Linked DNA regions of Homo sapiens: region 2 is linked to region 1. Evidence: chromatin contacts called from ENCODE Hi-C or POLR2A ChIA-PET data. All regions are on one chromosome and are shown on one strand. The core of a region is the stretch at or near the end of the contact, and the rest is flanking DNA. Distances in the headings are between cores, read along the strand shown.

Region 1 (6,052 bases), core at 1,770-4,269:
CGGCCAGCTATGAATATTTTTATGTCTATGGAAACATATTGCCAAGTTCCTTCCCATAAGTGTTATATTAATTTAGACTCCCACTAGCAGTGTATGAGACTGTCCATCTCACAGGCACTGACTCTTAAAATAAGCTGAAACTCCCACTACTTGTTTCCACACTTAGCCCTGTGAAAGTATTCACAATTCTCACAAGCAGGACTCATATATTTTTCCTTTGTGCACCCACTTCTCTGTGTACATAACTTGTGATAGAACTAATCATGGGGTATCAAAATTATTTGTACATCTAGCTGCTTCTTTAAACCAAATCTCTCAAGGTCAAGGTCAAGTCTTTCTCTCCTCTGTGACCTTAGCACAGAACATAAATGCTGACTGGAACTGGTCAGGTCTTCAGTGCACATTGTTGCTAGACATAGAAACTGATCTGATGAGTGTGAATCAACTACTTCTGAACTCTGAGAAGTACTCAGTCTACTTAAGGCCATTTCGCAGCACAGTTGTACTTTTCCTGTAAGTCCAAACCAGCATTCTCCCAGCCTTCCTGCAATACTTGGACTCACTTGCTTGGCTTTCTACCATTCTCTCTCACACCTACACACAAATCACATGCTGTTTCCTTTGCTTGGAATGTCCTTCCTCCCATTTTCCACATGACAATTTCCCCTTTATCCCTTAAGACTCAATTCAGAATGCACCCCAACATCCCCCAGGAAGAGTTAGTCTTTTTCTTTGCAGTTCAAGGCCTCATTGTTCATACAGCTCTTAGAGTATTTCCATATTATATTGAACTTATTAGTTTAATTGCCTTTCTTTTTCCATAGATGTGTGTTCTTAAAATTATAGGTCACAACTCATCAGTACCTTGAATTAATTTTAGTTATGGCATTCCACATTAAAAGGAAGAACAGAATAGAATACATAGAAAATATCAGAGTACATTTCATAGAGTAAGAATAAATGTTTCATAAAATTTTGAGTGTGTTGTGTGAGTAGGAAGTGTATGGGGCTGCAATACAAAATGTATTTTTTGAGTTTTATTTTTAATTGACAAATAATAATTGTATATATTTATGGGGTACAAGGTGATATTACAATACATGTGTACATTGTGGAATAATCAAATCAGGGTAATTAGCATATGCATCATCTCAAATATTTATCATTTTTTGTGGTGAGAACATTTAAAATTCTCCCTTTCAGCTGTTTCAAAATATTCAACACATTATTAATTATTAACTATATTCACCTTCTTCCTTTGGGTTGTGATTGAATTACTTAAAGGCAACTGCTCTATCTATGAGCTTTAAGGATAGGGATGCTGCCTTATAATCTTTGTATTCCTAGGTTCTTAGATAGAATCAATTCAAAAATTCTTTATGGTACAATGAAAGAATGAATGCAAGACTGAATGAATATACATAACTTGCCTTCAAGCCAGAGAAAGTTTCTTCCTTAAGATCAAAATACCAAGACTGGAGACTATATTTGACTATGCTTTAGTCATAGTTATAGAATGAAGTGCCAGCCAGAGATCCAATCACTTTAGCAAAACCAGTATCTTCAAACACACGACTGATTGGCATCAGCAATTCCATCAAATAACTGACCATTTTATGCTTTAGAATTTCAACTTTCCTATTGGTATTTGGAAAATCTATTAAAACTATATGTGAGAATCCCCAGCCATAGCACTGGACAGCAGCTCACTTAAGAAAGTTGGCTCTCCTGACACCCTGCCTTGGTGCAAATCCTAGCTTTGCTGCTTATTAACTTACCCTCTTTAAGCCTCTGTTATATCATCTCTAAAAGGAAGAAGAGAGTACCTACATCATGAGCCCCAAATGCTTATGTTAATAGTAACCACTCAATAAACGTTAGCTATTAGCGTGTCATAATAGCTAGTTGTGGCAGAGACTACTGATTGCTTGCTTAATATCAGTTCTCTCCTTCATCCTTACTAACAGAATATCATCTATATTTGGGGAAGCATTGTACCTAATTAAAATATTTCTCAGTCTTTGTTTAAAGTTTTTTATTTTTAATTATTATAGATATATACTAGTTGTGCATATTTGTGGGGTACATGTGATGTTTTGATGTGAGCATATAATGGGTAATGATCAAATCAGGGTAATTGGGTGTTGCCCTTTCCTTCTACCTTTCTTTATTCTGCCTGGAATTTGCATATGACGGCTGTAGCTGAAGCTACCATCATGGACCATTAGGCACTCTTGAGCATGAAAGCAATGTGCTAAAAATGGCGGATCAGAAATACAGAAGGAATTTTGAGTCTCTTCTTTTGAAACCAGCTCTGGACTATAATCCTTCAAATTTCTCTTACATGAGAGAAAAATTAAAATCCATCCTGTTTAAGCCACTGTTATTTTATTAAGTACACTGCTGGAACTAATTCTAAGTAATGTAGAACTCATAAATATTGGTGTTTTTTTCAGATTTTAAAACAATTTTAAAGTGAAAAATTTAACACTTAAATTAATACCCATTATGTGAAAGGTACTGAGATATATTTTTTTCTATTTAGCTCTCATAAGATTCTAGAGAGATGAAATTACTATTTTCCTTTATAGATGTTAGGAAAGTTGCAGTTCAGGTATTAAATAACATGAGCAAAAATATGTGACAAGCAGATCAAAGCCAGGTATGCCTAATTCAAAACCTCCTTTCTACCCAATAATAATTGAATATGCCTTAGGGAATACACACAGCTTATTTTCCTACTCAACAGATATCATTGAAAATACAGGGAACACAAATTATTTTTCTACTATAACCAACACAGATGAGTCATAGAATAGGATTTAAAAATCATGTGGATTTAAAGAAAACATGAGACACCAAGTTCAATTTGTAGGGAGGCACATCTAATGTTAGGAATTCTTAGGAAGTAAAAAGTTTGAGACGCACATTTTTCTACCACCTCCTGGGAACATAGGTGGTTGTCTTGACCCTCAAAGTTCCTTGAAAAATAATCAGCCTCCGGAGGTGGGTGGGACATTTCCATGGGTGATTTGCTGCTGAATCATCAGCCCATAATTCACTTACCTCCACTTCCGGCACTATCCTCATCCCTGGAGAATTTGCCTCCTCCTATCCATTTACCCTTCCTTGGCAATAGAAGTATCTTGACCTCAGTGTGGGAAATGCAGCTTCTGAAAAGCCTCAGTTTTGTCAGACAATGAGAGCTGATATTATCATCATTAGTAAGAGAAAGCAATGTGCAGCCTCATGGTTGGTGATGCTTCATCCTCAGATACTTTCTCAGCCTCCTGCCCTTCCTTCCATGGCTCTCTGCCACCTCTCACAGAGGTTTCCCTTTGTTTGATGGAAAGCAGGGGGGCCATTAAAGCCTGCCTTGGGAACATCAATGTGCTGCAGAAAAGCCTTGTTTCTGCCCAGAGGCAGCATGGTATAGAAGACAGAACCTGACTCACCTGTTACTGTGTCTCCTAAAAAGCAAATTACTTTTCAAAGCCAATGTTACAAAGTTACTATTAATTATTTTTATTATAAAAGTAATACATGCTACTATACAAAAATAAAAGTAAAAAGCAAAAAATAAAAAGTAAAAGTTAACCTTGCCCTCAAGGCCATTTCTATCTACTAGAAACATCCACACCCACATCTTACTATTGTCCATAAATTCACAAGTGTATATAAGTATATGCATAAGTGCTTTAGTGGGGAGTCTACTATATATATAATCCTGCCATTTTCTAGTTCACTTAACAATATATTTTGAGCATCTTTCCAAATCAGTCCATTGCCTTTTTCAATAACTTCTGTAACAGTTGTGAACTAGAATATCACAGACTGGGTAACTTATAAAGAACATATATTTATTTCTTACAGTGCTTGAAACTGGAAAGTCAAAGGTTAAGGAGCCCACATCCAGAAAGAGTTTTCTTGCTTTGTCATCCCGTGGTGGGTGGCAGAGGAGTAAGGGAGTGCACACAAGAAAGAGGGGAAAGAGGCTGAACTCATTCTTTTATCAGAAATCCACTCCTGTGATAACTCACCCACTTCCACCACAGTGACATTAACCTACCTATGAGGGCAGAGCCCTCATCCCTAGTCATGTCTTAAAAATCCTGCCTCTCAAGGCTGTTGTCTTGGAGATTAAGTTTCCAACACATGACCTTTGGGGGACACATTCAACCATAGCAGTATCTCATTGTATGGATACACCATAAATTATAAATTCATTTTCCATTGATAGAAACCTAGATTGTTTTCAGTTTGTTTTAAATTCACAAAAATATTTGCCAAATACTTGATAGAGTCAAGTTGTCTTCAACAAATAGCCAAAGAAAAAGAACCCCAAAGGAAAGCATATATTAGTTAAAAAGAAAAGACTCTAAGTGTCCAGCATATGTATTAAAAAGTTACTAAACCTCATGATTCATGAAATATAAACTAAAGAACCCTTGATGGGATGTCATTTTTACCCATCAAATTGGAAAAAAAATAAAGTATATAATAAACAATATTACCAGGGTGTGGGGAAAAGTCACAATCGATTTTGTGCAATCCTTTTTGAAGGGCAATTTGGTGGAATCTTGTCACAATTTTACATGAACATAGGCAGGAATATATAAATATATGTATGTGTGCACACATATATGTGTATATATATGCATGTGTGCACACATATATGTGTATATATATGCATGTGTGTACACATATATGTGTATATATATGCATGTGTGTACACATATATGTGTATATATGGGCATGTGTGTACACATATATGTGTATATATGTGCATGTGTGTACACATATATGTGTGTATATATGCATGTGTGTACACATATATGTGTGTATATATGCATGTGTGTACACATATATGTGTGTATATATGCATGTGTGTACACATATATGTGTGTATATATGCATGTGTGTACACATATATGTGTATATATGTATGTGTGTACACATATATGTGTATATATGTATGTGTGTGCACATATATGTGTATATATGTATGTGTGTGCATATATGTATATATGTATGTGTGTGCATATATGTATATATGTATGTGTGTGCATATATGTGTATATATGTATGTGTATACATATATGTGTACACACACACACATATTGACATTTATTGAAGTTTATAATTGGAATAGTTACCTAACAACTCTGAATTGTCATTGTCACATATGTAAGAAGAGAATAACAATACTTACATTGCCAGGTTGTTATTGTTAGAGATCATATACTTAAAGTTCTTGGAATGGTGCCTGAGCATAGCCAGGGTTTAGTAAGAGGCAGCTATCATGATTCTCAGGAAATCCAATTTCTTCTCATCTCAGCTGGAGACATAGATTTGGTGACTCCTTTACAATATCAGACTAGGGGGAAGCAGCATGAAACACAGGCATAGCCCCGTAAAGTCAGAAGTCTGGTCTCCTAACCCCGCCTTTGCCACTTGCCACTGTGGAGCCCTGGAGAAGTCACTTAACCCTATCAGATCTTCTTTTTCCTTTCTGTAAAATAAAGAAAGTAATACTTTACTACCATTTTGCAAGGTCCTTGCAAACAGAAATAAGTCTAGGTTTATATAAATTACTTAGTGAGATGATTTAAAAATACCACCCAGAAGGAACCTAGACAAATCACCTGTCAACTTCCACGAAATCACATTTGATCCTATCATTACTATTGGGTTTTGATGTATGAATGGGAGGTGCCATAGAACCATTAGCAATAGATGTTTATTTTTTTCCTGTCCATTTCCCAAAGTATTTTCCACAGTACTGACATTCCCTAGTATGTTAAAAGATACAAAGTAAGGAAGAAAAACATTAAAAACAACAACAACAAAAAAAATTAAAAAAAAACCTTTAGGCCAAAAGGGTATAAAAGACTTGACCAAATAAATTTAAACAGTCCTCCTTACTTTTCTTTAAGCAGACTTTTCACAATACTATTCTATGTGGTAAAACTCTTAGGGAGATATAATATGAGTCTTCAACTCATACTTGACTATAGATGCCTTTTGCATGAAACACCTCAAAGAGCTGAGT
Region 2 (6,052 bases), core at 1,812-4,311, 34 kb after region 1:
TAGGCTGCTGCAAAAGGCATGATTTCATTCTTTTTTATGGCTATGTTCTTTCCCAATTTAGATAAAGAACACTCGCACTTGCTCTTACTTCTATTTGGAATACTAATTCCTAGGCTTCTTGCATTGCTTTCTCCTTCTCACCCATCAAATCTCATTTTAGATACCACCTCTTCAAAGAGGGCTTTCCTGACCACCTTGGCTGAATTAGCCCTTCACCATCTGATTACTCTCTAGCACATCACCTGCCCATTTTATTCATGGTACAGGTCAAAATCTGGAATCACCTGATTTGTTTATTTTCTGACTCCTTCTACTGAGATGAAAACTCTACTAGAGCGGAGATTTTATCTGCTTGTATCAGGTACTGCTTCAAACAGCACCTGATACAGAGTAGGTGGTCAAAAGATATTTCTTAAACAAATGAACAAATAAAAAGTAGATCTTTTGAGAGTAAAGCTCTTCCACACTACCAGAGTCATTCAGGAATGACAAATCATAGAATAACAGAATTTGATGCTTTGTGCATATCAGAGAAAGAAGGTGGAAGGTTGTCAAGGTATCATGATGTACCAGTCCTCGCCTCCTCAAACACAATCTGCAAGTCCCACAGTGAAAAAGTAAGTTAACTCATGTGAAGCGTTTTACAAACACTTTTTTAAAAGTCTTAAAACTCCTAAGAAAGCAAGATTTAATAGTCAAAGAAGTGAGTAAACATGAAATGCCTGAACAGAGTAATGAGCTAAGCACAAAGTTAGAGACATGTTAGTTAATATGTCTTGAAAGCAGCAGCTCCTGCTTTCAAGGAGCAAGAACAAATTGGGCAAGTGAACACTCCTTGAATAAAATGTGTAAAATTAATTTTGGGTTATGTTCTATACTGTGTATAATAGAATGATAAAAATTATTTGACTAGCACTTTGTAGTTTAGAAATATCTCTATTTACACAGTTTACCTTATTTGATAAGACTGTTGAGTGATGGGATAGCATGGTGGACAATCCACATAACTGAGTATCGAGACACCTGTATCTGGACCCAGCTCTGTTAGTAAGAAGCTGTAACCTCAGCAAGTCACTTTCTCTTTCTGGGTCTCTATTTCCTTTTTGGTGAAATGAGAGTGTTAGGCTAGATTGCCTTTGAAGTCCCATTTTGTCTTTAAAGTCCCATCTATTGCAGTGATTTATATTTAACTCATGACAAATCAGGCTTCTCTTATTCTAAGTGCAAGACATAAAACTTTTATTGTGGAATTTCAGGCATCAGTAAATCTTTTTGGGTACTCACTTATGTTCCTGAAATCAATCTATTTGAGTGATCACTCTTTTAGGTGCCCAGGTAAACAAAGAAGGCCATGGTCTTTCTTTGAGTGACCTTCTTTCCCTTTTAATTAGTCTGACCTCTTTAATGTCAGTTCTGACTGATTCATTTCCCTGGTCCATCTTCCTTGGTCTGAGGGCCTTCCTAGTTTCATATTGCACTTCAGTTCCTTCCACACCACCATCAAGGATGGCTGTCAACATTCATTTGTTCTATGTTATAATTCAAGGAAAAGTTGCCCAGTAGCTAATCCAATAAATGCCCTCTTATGGGCGGCTAGAGACTTTTTCCTATAATTTAAATGCATCTTCTGTAGATTATGGTCCCTCCACCACTTTACATTTGTCTGCTGTCTCCTTGCTCTGCTAGTCATGGAACGTGTTGGTAGTGGGGGCAGTGTGGGATGTTCAAGGGCACGTATTGGGTAGGGCCACATATGGGCATTGCTTTGTGCCATTCTTTCTATATTTTTGGTATTTTGCATCTCACTGGAACCCAACTATTTTTCATCTCTTCCACCTAAACTATTTGATGCCTCTGTTTCTTATATATAAAGTATAGCTCACTGTAGCCTATGATCAGGAACCTATCTGCTTTCTAAATGAAAGCTGTTTTGGTCAGATCTAGCAATTAATTCCCTTCTTCCACTTATAGCTTTCCTCTGTAACTCTGGTGTAGGTATTTGGTTTATGGCTATAAGATGTGAAACACCTGAATGATTCTGTCCATGCAGGCATTTCAGTTCATGATATTGTATGTAAAAGATACTGATTGTCTAGGTGTTCAGAAACACCTATAGGGCTTAATATTCTTACAATCAGTTTGAAGGCTGGTGATACGCAAAGCAAACTACATATTTTTCTGCCTGCTCTCTCTCTTTCTCTCTACATCTCTCTTTCTTTATCTTTTGAAATATCAGTTTGGAGACTTAGAATTACATAAGACATAAACCCATTTGATATAAGAATTGCTGTGTATATTTGCTCATCTACTCCCTCCTTTGGTCCTCGAGCTGCCGGTTTAGACTTTTTACAGGACGCAGGCATGTGAAGGAGAAACTGTCAGTGCTAGGCTGAATTCTGTTGTTACCAAGATTTCTAGAAAAGTATTCCTCAGTCAGGTTGATTACAGATATAGCAAATCTATTTTTCCTAGGGTAGTTTCTGTATGCTGCCGGGCTTATAACTGTCTGTCATCCAGCTATTTCTCTCCACCTTCTTGTTTGCATAACAACCAAGGCAACTTCCGCAAATCACTGCGTGGAGACGATGATCCTGCCAGCTCCCTTTTGGAAATCGTGAGGATCAGATCTTGGACCATGTATAATATGATGCTTCTAATCCAAAAGAGGAAAGGCATTGGGAGTCAGCTCCTAAGTAAGCTCCAGAATTCCTGCTGGTACTTTTCCTTCCAGGAAGCAACTTCCTTGATATTTTTTTTTTACAGGCATATGAATAAAAACTATATTTTGCAGCATTGTACACTTTTTTTCCTTTTCTAGAAATTCTAAACCTCTGACATTGGTGGAGACATTGAGTACATTTTTTCCCATATCCCTACTTTTCAGAAGGATTTTCTCTGCTCGTTCACTTAACATTGCTGATGCGTCAGTCTTTTCTTCCTCATCTCTTTCAGGGGCTGGAGAGGCAGAGGGAGACAGAGGAGCTGGTACTGCAGAGCGGTCGTCTGATTGGCTGGACGGTCGTAGCTGGGCTATAAAAGAGACCCCTACAGGCTTAGCAGGAAGACGCTCAGAGGATTCTGACAATATCTTTACCGGAGAAGAGGCAAAGTACGCTCAAAGCCGAAGCCACAGCTCCTCCTGCCGCATTTCTTTCCTGCTTGCGAATTCCAAGCTGTTAAATAAGATGTGCAAAGGGCTTGCAGGTCTGCCGGCTTCTTGCTTGAGGAGGTAAGATTGCTTTCAGCCATTAACCATATTAAACTTTTGGCTAGACTTTCTCAGTTATTTACATGTTGTACTTACTAACCTAGTTCTGTGCAATTAGAAACAGTGTGGTCAGGAGAGCACGACTTTCTAACTTTCCTCCAAGACTAGCTAGATATTGTGACTTAAGACATGTGCTCCCCAAATTTCAGCCCTTATGTGTTGTTTTGTGTGACCTCAGTTTTGAGAACTGTTCTATTCTTTAAGCCAGGTCTAAGAAAGCTAGTTTTAATTAAGAAGCGAGATGAGGTTTGAGGCTATGTACAGTGATCTGTAATATCTCCATCTGTGATTACTACTGCTATTTGAGCATCCCTGGAGTACATAGAAGCCTGGCTCTGGGCTTTCTGATTGTATGCTACAACTTGTTTCAGGAAAGGTACCCCAGAATGAGGTTTGGCTCCATCATCAGAAAGGCACTATGCTTTCCGTGTGGTGGTGCAGTAACTTTCACTCTCTATGTTCTTATAAGCAAATGTTACAATGAGATATGAGTTTTAAAGCCAGATCTTCCTTATCTCTCTGCCCCATCTCTAGTTCTTGAAGTGTCTCATATGAGTTTGGTTGAGAAATATTGATCATTACAAATCAGTTAATAGTTTTGTAGAAGATCTCATCTTAAAGACATTGTTTTGTTAATATACTCCCTTGATTTTTTTAAAAGACCTTACAGACATACAGCTATTCATTTGTTTTTGGTTTGTTCAAAAAAGGTATAAAGAAATGCATTCAGAGAAAGATCATATATTAGCCAGTTGAAAATTAAACACAAAATGAGTGCATATTACATTACTTAATCTTGCAGTCAAAGGTAAAAAGTCAACCTAAAGGTATACTACCTGCTTTCTTATCGCACTGCAAATAGAAATTACCACAAATTTTATTTTGGAAATAATCTCAGAAAACATAATTTTTTATGTACTATTAAAACATTTACTTTCCAAATATTCTGTCATTCAGGAGTATGGAAGTATCGATGGCTTCTTTAAAATGAAGCAGGAGGGTCTGGCAGAGAGTATCTATGAAATAAGTTCCTCTGACCTTCACGCTTAATTTTCTGAATGGAGTGGAGCAAATTACTTCAAGCTTCACTTAACTTGCATATGAAATGAACCGTACAAAAATACAAGAGTGTCAGGAGAAAGTTATGCTCTGGTAAATATTTTGCAAAACAGATAAAAGATAATACTAGAGCTCTGTCCTCAAAGAGTTAAGCAGCTAATCTAAGGAGGTAAACTCTATGTCAGCAGGATGAACTGCTCTTCCCTTTCCTCCTCAATAAATTGCAAATCATCTAGTCCAACATCTTTACCACCAGTGCCTGAGGCTCCAGAGGAGCCATTGCCTTCTCAAGGTCACATAGGTGGTGGGTGAGTTAGGACCAAATCTAGAATTCCTGACTCCAGTAACTTCTGAAGTCATTTTGTTTTTTATTTTTATGGTTTTATTATAAGAATACTTGCTAAGCACACTTACCCCCTGCATTGATTAATAACTCTAGGATCTCAGGTGGATCCAGCACATAGAAATATGAATTCGTTTCTATTTGGACTTCATGATATATTTACATTATCACCTTGGAATCACCCTAACATTCAGGATTGTATCTTGTTATAATCAAAAAGGATGTTGCATCCCCTGAACAGTCATCAGTCAGGGAAGCAGAGGAGGGAAAGTAATCTTGCGAGGAAGAGAAAATACTATTTAAGGGACAGTCAGAGAACATAATGGAATTCAAACTTTCTGGGAAAACCTACATACATAAATGTATTAGTGGCCATCCTAAATGTCTTTATATCTTTGAGGCTTTATTTTCCCTACTCCAAATAGACACATTTAGTTATTCATTTCTTTTAAAATGGTATTTCTCTTTTTAAACTATTTCTTGACTTTTTTAATAAAAAGAGATGCAAGCAAGAGGATATTTAATAAAAAGTAAGAGAGTTGAGCTTAAGGCTTATTAAAAGACCCCCTTTTTCTAGTTAGTCAGGAGCTCTAATGTGCCCTGGCTACCTATTAAATGGTGGCAATAAACTGGAAGCTCAGTGATGACTCTAGCCTGCTTCTCCTAATAGCTGTTAAGCCTCAAATGCCCTTTAGAGTGTGTATGTCCTTTAAAGTAGCTATTAAGAAGGAAAGCAGCAGCAGCAGATATTGTCTAGAAAGAAGCCCCAAGAAGCTGAGGTTTCAGCTTGGGCATTTGTTTTCGCCATCCCATGCTCCATTTCCCTCTGCTGGAACTGTGCACCTCAGTGTATTCTCCCTCTATACCTCACAGCAGGAACTGCTTGCCCCCCCCCCCCCCCCCCAACATACATGGCTGGAACTGAATAGACTTTTACTTTCCCGAGGTGCTTCTACAGTTCCCTCTGCCAGCAGGGGAACAGATGGAAATAGCAATCACCTGCCAGAAGGTGGCGTGCAGCAAGGATGTGCATCTTTTGCCGCTACTGCTTTCTGATTCCTAAAAATTACTCAGAGATCACTCATGTGTTCAGTGATTCAGGTTCTGTTGAAGATACCAAAGATATTCGGTTGGTCAAAATGACGGGCATATAAAGGCTTCTCAGGTTTCTGAGGTAAACTGAAGGGTCAGAATTCCAGTTGTGGATGAAGGAAATGGTGTTATGACTGCCTCAAGGTTTTGTAGCAAGTCATAGGGAACCAAGAGGAATCTTGTTTTCCTCAGAGGTCATGCCAACTCCAACTCCCGTTCCCTAAACTGTCTCTGAGCCATAGACTAGTAATGGACTCTTCAAGCTCTACCATTAGGTATCTTTTAAAGAA

What was found. A loop is a pair of places that touch in the nucleus more often than their neighbours do. ChIA-PET counts read pairs that join two places held with the same protein, here RNA polymerase II (POLR2A).
Region 2: a map of endothelial cell of umbilical vein shows a loop between it and region 1 (2.8-fold over the local background). The contact joins the promoter of RGS4 here to the enhancer-like site in region 1. A Hi-C loop is called at or near these places in 1 of 168 maps with a recorded cell type or tissue (endothelial cell of umbilical vein). POLR2A ChIA-PET finds 5 or more read pairs at or near these places in 3 of 52 experiments (AG04449, PC-3 and SK-N-SH).

What each region holds. Positions count from the first base shown.
Region 1 is chr1:163,032,837-163,038,888 of GRCh38, forward strand. No RefSeq gene overlaps it. Among named protein-coding and RNA genes, the nearest start is that of RGS4, 33 kb to the right of the region's middle. RefSeq lists an enhancer at 2,521-3,720. Within about 2 kb of position 3,020, at least 6 of the 41 ENCODE cell types and tissues checked have a DNase peak (open chromatin) inside an H3K27ac peak, as active enhancers do; they include PC-3 and endothelial cell of umbilical vein, where a contact is called at or near this core.
Region 2 is chr1:163,066,300-163,072,351 of GRCh38, forward strand. RGS4 (regulator of G protein signaling 4) reads left to right here and starts at 3,062. Exons shown (of 5, transcript NM_005613.6): 1 at 3,062-3,229. The coding sequence starts at 3,186.